Regions from separate parts of the Homo sapiens genome. Here regions 1 and 2 are each linked to region 3. The links are chromatin loops, found by intact Hi-C in ENCODE. Cell type or tissue: PC-3. All regions are shown on one strand.

Region 1 (2,500 bases), 110 kb after region 3:
ACATTCCACACCAGAATGGCACATTGGTTACAACTGATGAACCTACATTGACACATCATTATCACTCAGAGTTCATAATTGACATGAGGGTTCATTCTTGGTGTTGTGCATTCTGTGGGTTTGGACGAGTGTTTAATGACATGTATCTACCATTATAGTTTCATACAGAATAGTTTCACTGCCATAAAAATCCTCTGTCCCCTGCTTATTCATGCCTTCCTCCTCCTAACCTCTAGCAAACACTGATCTTTTTACTGTCTATAATTTTGCCTTTTCCAGAATGTCATATAGTTGGAATCATACAGTAGGTATGAATGGCTTTTTAGATTGGTTTCTTTCACTTAGTAGTATGCATTTAAGATTCCTCTAGGTCTTATTATGGCTCGATAGCTCATTTTTTTTAGTGCTGATTAATATGCCATTGTCTGGATACACCACAGTTGATTTATTCATTCACCTACTGAAGGACATTTTGGCTGCTTCCAAGGTTTGGAATTATGAATAAAGCTGCCAAGAACATCTGTGAGCAGCTTTTTGTGTGGACATAAGTTTTCATTCCATTTGAATAAAGGTGAAAGACTGTGACTGCTGAATGATGTGCTTGCTAAGAGTATGATTAGTTTTGTATTATTTTATTTAAAAATATGTTTACTGAGTATGTGCCATACACCAAACATGGTGCTAGTTGCTAATATATTATTTAATAATCCTTTTAGCAACCCTATGAAGTAGGGCCTTCCACTTTATAGGTGAGGAGACTCAGGCACAGGAGGGCTAGGTAGCTAGTAAGTGACAGCTGGCACTTACACTCATCCCTCCTGATGCCAGAGCTTTTCCCACTGCGTCATGCCGTCTCTGGAGACCAGCATATAACAGAAGGTGGCATCCACCCAGCTAGAAAGGGCTCATCCAGAAGCACCTCGTTCAGCTCACCAGGGTTGCCCGTCAGTTTATGAACAGTGGAAGAAAAAGGTTTCTTTCTCTGTGTGAAAGTTGTAGCCTTGCCTAGGTGCTCTTATACTTCCTGGATGCTCAGCCTATGCTGGCCTATTTAGATTTAAACTGTTTTCATTCCGAGCATTGTCAAACATACACCAAAGTAAAAAGACTAGTTTAGTCCGTCTTATACCTATCACTCAGGTCCTGGAATTACCAGGATTTTATCATTCTTGCTTTATTTGTTTGTGGGGTTTTTTGGTGGGGGTTGAGGGGGGTGGTGCTGGTGGTTATGTATACTGTTTCTTTTTTGGCTGAAAAATTTTGATAACAGTTTTGTCATTAGCTCATCTCCTGGACCTGTGTGGCATCTCTCCTTTCTTTGCATGAATTTCCTACCATTGTGTATCTCGTAGTTACTGGGTATTTATTTTATGTAACAAATGTTTATATAGTCTTAATCATATGTTACACCCTTTTTTAGTTCCTTAACAAATATTAGCTTGTTTACACCTCATAAAAATCTTACGAAATAGATATGAAAACGATTCTTCTTTTAGAGGTGGTAAAACCAAGGCACAGGGAAGTTGAGTAACCTGCCCTGAGTTACACAGCTAGGAAGCCGGCTAGCTGGCTTTCAAATGCAGGCTGTGGGGTTTTATAATCTGTGTTCTTATTTGTCATGCTGTGCTAGATAAACAACAATTCTACAGCCATTGCCAGTCTGTTCTCTGGTACTGCTAAAGACAGAGGAAGGAAAAAGCTAGTTCTTGCCTGCAGATGCATCCAGTCTGTTGGGAAGACGGACCTGGAAACCAGCATTTGGGGTAAATGCTGCAGCGATTATGCAAAAACAATTCAGTGAGAATGTAAAGAAACATTATGTGAAGCTTCTTGAGAAAGTCCAAGCAGGCTTCACAGAGGCTGTGATCCTTGAACTCAGATCCAGAAGGGTGGATGAGTGGGGAGGGAAATCCTGGACCTAGAGGTGAGAGAGCACAGGGAGGGCTGGAGAGAGATGGACTTGACAGTGGATTTCTCAGGCAATAAGATCATGAAGGCGCTGACTTGCCTGCTAAAAAGCTTTGACCTCATCCTGCTGGTAGTAGTGACCTATTGGTAGATTTTTAGCAGAGAATAAATATGGTGAGGTTTGCAGATTACTAAGCTCTCTCTAGAGGTGATGCAGAGGATGGATTGGGAGGAGAAAAGGCCGGACACCATTTATTAGTGCTGGCTGCTGGCAAGAATGTAGGGGCCTAAACTGGAGCCATGACAGTGGGAATGGAGAGCCTGGATCTGAGAGGTGAGGACCAGCATTATGCAGGTGTTCATTATCTGGATTTCTGAATGATATGTTACCTAGGAAAGCAACAGTGATCATAACATCCAAATATTCACCAATGAAGCCATCACTTACAGAAACAATCCCTGTGGCAAATGCACCCGGTGACCTCCAATGTGCCAGGCCCTTGTGTAGCCTCCTCCATGATGTGTTATTTTATTTTTATTTATTTATTTTATTTATTTATTTTTTGAGACAGAGTGTCGCTCTGTCGCCCAG
Region 2 (2,500 bases), 66 kb after region 3:
AAAGCATGAGGGTGACTTGAACACTTCTGACCTCTGGAAACTCGGGGACGGTGAATTTCAAGACCAAAAGTGGCAAAGAGGCTGACTTACTTTTGGGAACATTAAAGGCCTCCATCTAAATGAACTTTGTGCATGTAGTGGACCACGTTTCATTTGATTCACCCATGTTACTTAAATTTGTTTAGGAATGGAATATTGTAATTGATTATTTTGTAGTGGGAATTTTAAGCATTTAAAAAATTTGTTAAAAATTTATTTTTTATTGACTTTCCTGTGTATGTACAACTGTTGTCTAGTGTTGTAGAGGAATATGATTTAGGTGTATAATACAATTTAGAATCCTGAGATTCTGGGAGTCTAGTGAAAGCTATGTTATAGAAGCAAGTGAAAACATTGAAATAACCCGAGTTAGTACTATAAAAATGGCCTCAACAAATGCTGTACATCATTCTTCAGAGGAGCAGGGTACTGCTATGGTGTGGAGTAGTCAGGGAGTGCTTCACAGGGAAGAAAATGCAATTTGAGCTGTGTCTTGAAGTGGGGTAGAATTTGAAGAGGTATAATAAAGAAAGGTAGTTCTGGGGCAGGAAAACAGCTACTGAGATGGGGATTCTTTATTTATTTATTTATTTTTTAATGTATGGTGTTATTTGACCAAGTATTTTATGATATAGATCTAGGCTCATGATCCTCCAACTCCCTTAATCTTATCTAACCTCTTCTAATTCTTTGAATACCTACCATGTATTCAGTATTGGGCTGGATACAAAAGAAATGCAAGACATCATTCTTTTCTTTATGGAGCTTCAGTCTTGTAGATTACCGTATCATATGGAAAAACATAGAACCAGCAGCAGTTTTTGGAAATGAGAATGTAAAATTAGAACTTCAGATTCTGTCTTGCTGGTATGATACCCTGGGCTTACTCTCATTCTCTCACTGCTTTCCAGATGTGTCCTTTTTCTTTTCTCATGTGCTGCAGAGGTGGGTAAATAGGGTACTCTCTACCTTTCATGACAGGAAATTCAATGTCAGGTGATTTGCCAAAGTTTAGAGACAAGTTGGTGGAAGAACCACAGTGAGATGTTTGTGTTTTTGTGTGTTTGTTTAAAAATTGCTTCTCAGCTGGCTGTAGTATGAAGGGAGTTGCCTTGGAGCATACAGAAGTACCTCCTAGCTTTTCTGGGGTGAATACTGCCCTTCCAAACATGCTCTGGTATTTTAGAAAGAGGTGTAATACATCAGGTCAACCAGAGTGCAGGTCAGAGTGCAGCAGCTCTGAGTCTGTTGCTGAGGAATTAGTGACTCATATGAAAAGCACCTCGGACTTGCTCATGAAGATTCTGAGATCCTCGTCAACTTGGTACTTGATCTCTGAATTTCCGTTCTACCCTCAGTCCTCTTGGGCCTTGGTTTTAGTGGAGGTAGGAGCTGAGAGTTGGAGTTGATCTTCGTTTGCTTCTTTGACTTTGTCTTTGATGGACCCCCCTGTCACAGATTAGGAGACAAAGCACGATTTGCATTTGCACTCAGCCTCCTGCAAAAATGCCATTTCTCAACATTTTCTTTCCATCTATCTCTTCTTTGTCAGTTTCAGCCTCTCAGCCACATTGATAAGCACATTCAAATTCTGGGCCACTCCTGCCACCCTGTGAGCCGTTTGTCTGTCCCTCTGCACTTCTGCAGCACTATTGATTTGCCGTTTGCTTGCACTTTAACTGGATCTGGATTGGCGTGTGCCTCTGGAAGGTTTTCCATCTATTGATCAGAGTTAATGGTACCCATCACCATGGTTTCTAGGATTGCTGTCTGGGATCAGCACAGTGTTGTTGCTAACCATTTTTTTGCCATGAAGCTGAGGCAGTCCAGGGACTCTGAGGCACTTAGAAGTAAACCTCAGAGCTCTGTTTTTCTTTTCAGAAATCTGTATGTGAGGATCTTTTTCTGCCCTTTCTCTGCTTGATTTCAAAATCCATCTTCTTCTTGTTCAGTTGCCTGCTCCTCATTCTGCTGTCTGACGGATGAAAAAACTCATGCCTTGTCTCCTGTGTGGTTGCTCAGGGTCTCCCTTGAGCCTTCAGTTATGCACATGCGTACACACACACATGTAATTGGGTCTCGCTGTGTTGCTGTATACCTAGACGGGCATTTCTCTTGTGGCTGCTCATATTGCTATCCTTCCTACATAGCCACTTAGGAATCCACAGACAGAGCAACCTCCTTAACAGAAAGCAAGCAAGCGGTGATTGGCTTGGAGTGTGTATGTAAGCATATATGGGTCTGTGAGAGAATACTAGGTGGGTAAGAGGGGGTGCTGGTGTGGTCAGTGAAGCCACTGTCAGTACCTCACATTAAATGTTAAATGTAACCCCAGGAAACAGGATACATTGACACCTTTTTTTAAAAATGCATAATCTGTTGATTTGGTAAATAACTCTAGTTGGTGTAGCAGATATGCACAGTGTATTGGTAGCCAATTGCCTCAAAACCTAACAGCTTA
Region 3 (2,500 bases):
CCTGGGCCCGCCCCACAGGAGGAGCCGCTCGCTGGCGGCTGATCCAGCGTCTCCGTGACAGGCACCCTGCTCCGCCGCCACCGCCACCGCCACCGCCACCGTCGCCTTTTCTTCTTCGTCCCGGGCGGTGCGTTCCACTGCTCTGGGGCCGGCGCCGCGCCCAGTCCCGCTTCGGGCCGCAAGCCCCACCGCTCCCCTCCCCGGGCAGGGGCGCCGCGCAGCCCGCTCCCGCCGCCACCTCCTCCCCTGCCGCCCTCCTAGCCGGCAGGAATTGCGCGACCACAGCGCCGCTCGCGTCGCCCGCATCAGCTCAGCCCGCTGCCGCTCGGCCCTCGGCACCGCTCCGGGTCCGGCCGCCGCGCGGCCAGGGCTCCCCCTGCCCAGCGCTCCCAGGCCCCGCCACGCGTCGCCGCGCCCAGCTCCAGTCTCCCCTCCCCGGGGTCTCGCCAGCCCCTTCCTGCAGCCGCCGCCTCCGAAGGAGCGGGTCCGCCGCGGGTAACCATGCCTAGCAAAACCAAGTACAACCTTGTGGACGATGGGCACGACCTGCGGATCCCCTTGCACAACGAGGACGCCTTCCAGCACGGCATCTGCTTTGAGGCCAAGGTGAGGGGGCTCCGGGGAGGGTGCTACCTGTGGTGGCGGTTGGGGGGGCATGTTTGAGCGGATGGGATGCACAGCCGTCCTGGACCCAGAGCTGGCGGGCTAGGCCGATTTGGGGGCCTTTCTCTTAGGGAGGGTAACTCTCCCTTCTGAGTCTATAATTCCGCGGGCTCCTGCCCAGAACTGCTCAAGAGCAACTGCAAAGTTTGAGCGGTATTGCCTCACCTCCCCCTTCCCACCTGCAGACTCCCCCATCCTTACCCGCCTAGGACTGGATTGAGTTACTTCCCGGATCCCTCCTCCAGAGGAGAAGCCGGCAAGTGAGCTCAGCCTGGGCACCTGGTCGTTTAGAATCGGTTTAAGGAAGCTCTGGTGTTATTTACCTGCTGGGCTCCCAGGGAGAGGTGCTTTCAGGAAGGTCTTTTAAAAGAGGAATGCCTGCTTCCTAATTGAAGAAAAGAATCCAGATTTTTTTTTTTTAAACTCCAGGTAACCGGGTCTAGGTGTCAGAGTCACTTCCTAAATGGCTAATTTGCCAGACTCCTCTGCATGTGCCAGTCACTGAAGGGAGTGGTGAAAGCTACCCATTTGCTAGTTTTGTGGCTTAATGTTAAGTTTCAGCATCTAGTAGGGAACTGTTGCTGAAGAATTTAGCAGAGATGACTGGAATTTCAGCGCTGAGGTCGGAGCCCCAGGTCCACCGTTGGGGGAGGGGTGGAGCAGAAGCCTCGGCCCTGGACCATCAGGTGTGAGCAAGGCTGACTCCCTGTGATGCACCTCCCTGAGTGAGGAGTTCTGGCTTCTGAAACTGCAGTGGCGGTTCCCACTGCCCATCAGCAGGAAAGAGTGCTTTTTCTGTGGAACAGTGTTCTGCTCTTCCTTCAAGCCACTTGACCTCCTCTGTGACGTAGAGAGACCCAGGGACTTTCGGCACCTACAGTGTGCCTGTAGGTGGAAAAGTATTGTCCCTCTAAGTAGGCTGGGTCTTGCTGGTTTTGAAAACGTTGTACTTTGGATGTGGCGACAGTTTGACTCTTTGTTCTCTTTCTCTTTCTTGATGGTGTACGTGCAGGCTGTTAGCATCTCACGAAAGGATTATTCCATCAGGTGTCTTCTTCCTTCAATTCACACATTTTTCGAGTATCTGACATGTGCCCAGTGTGGTCAGTTTCTTTAGATTTTTTTCTTTCTCATGTATATGGGTGAATTGGTGAAGCTCACCTTTTTTTCCCCCTGAATAACCTTATCCCAGCCATATTTGCTGGAGCTAGGAGAACTGCCCCGCTTAGTCCCCCGAAACATTAAACCCTGCCGTGGAATGCAGAGCTGAATTACTGGGTATGGCTGGGACAGAGTGGGGCTGCAGCCAAGATCTTATCTTAGTTCTCTCATCTCTCAGAATAGACCTGGTCGGTGGGTCTAAGATGGGATGCTTGGGTTAATTTTTGCCCAGGCCTGTTGATTTGGTGAGCAGAGGTTTTTATTTTAAAGTATGAGTTTTCATCAGGGTCATGATTTAATTTTCTTGGACATACATAAACTGGGAAATTGGCTTGTGTTTTGTTTGGTTCAGCAGTACCCTATTTTACAAGTAAGAGGGTAAGAAGGGAGATAAGATTTAAAGTGTTTTTAAGGCTAAGCATGGTGGCTATTGCCTGTAATTCCAGCACTTTGGGAGGCCAAAGTGGGAGGATCGCCTGAGCCCAGGAGTTAGAGACTGCAGTGAGTTATGATTGCACCACTGCACTCCACCCTGGGTGACAGAATGAGACCCTGTCTCAGATAGATAGATAGATAGATAGATAGATAGATAGATAGATAGATAGATAGATAGAAAGTGTATTTTAAGCCTTTTTATTTTATCACAGTTCAGTCCTCTGCATTTGGTCCCTAAAAC

Evidence for each region. A loop is a pair of places that touch in the nucleus more often than their neighbours do. Peaks named below come from ENCODE experiments on the same cell type or tissue, not always from the same donor. Only the 100,000 strongest peaks of a DNase experiment are listed, where the experiment ranks them.
Region 1: a loop joins it to region 3, with 4 times the contacts of the local background. A loop is called at or near these places in 4 of 110 quality-filtered maps.
Region 2: a loop joins it to region 3, with 4 times the contacts of the local background. A loop is called at or near these places in 15 of 110 quality-filtered maps.

What each region holds. Positions count from the first base shown.
Region 1 is chr1:162,177,790-162,180,289 of GRCh38, forward strand. All of the region lies in intron 2 of NOS1AP (nitric oxide synthase 1 adaptor protein), which reads left to right. Among named protein-coding and RNA genes, the nearest start is that of MIR4654, 22 kb to the left of the region's middle. In PC-3, no CTCF peak of the experiment used is centred here; no DNase peak of the experiment used is centred here.
Region 2 is chr1:162,135,659-162,138,158 of GRCh38, forward strand. All of the region lies in intron 1 of NOS1AP (nitric oxide synthase 1 adaptor protein), which reads left to right. All of the region lies in intron 3 of LOC105371475 (a long non-coding RNA gene), which reads right to left. Among named protein-coding and RNA genes, the nearest start is that of MIR4654, 20 kb to the right of the region's middle. RefSeq lists an enhancer at 640-1,839. In PC-3, no CTCF peak of the experiment used is centred here; a DNase peak (open chromatin) is centred at 1,323; H3K27ac peaks cover 552 bases.
Region 3 is chr1:162,069,677-162,072,176 of GRCh38, forward strand. NOS1AP (nitric oxide synthase 1 adaptor protein) reads left to right here and starts at 15. Exons shown (of 10, transcript NM_014697.3): 1 at 15-606. The coding sequence starts at 502. RefSeq lists silencers at 1-68, 99-278, 289-348. In PC-3, no CTCF peak of the experiment used is centred here; no DNase peak of the experiment used is centred here; H3K4me3 peaks cover 1,764 bases.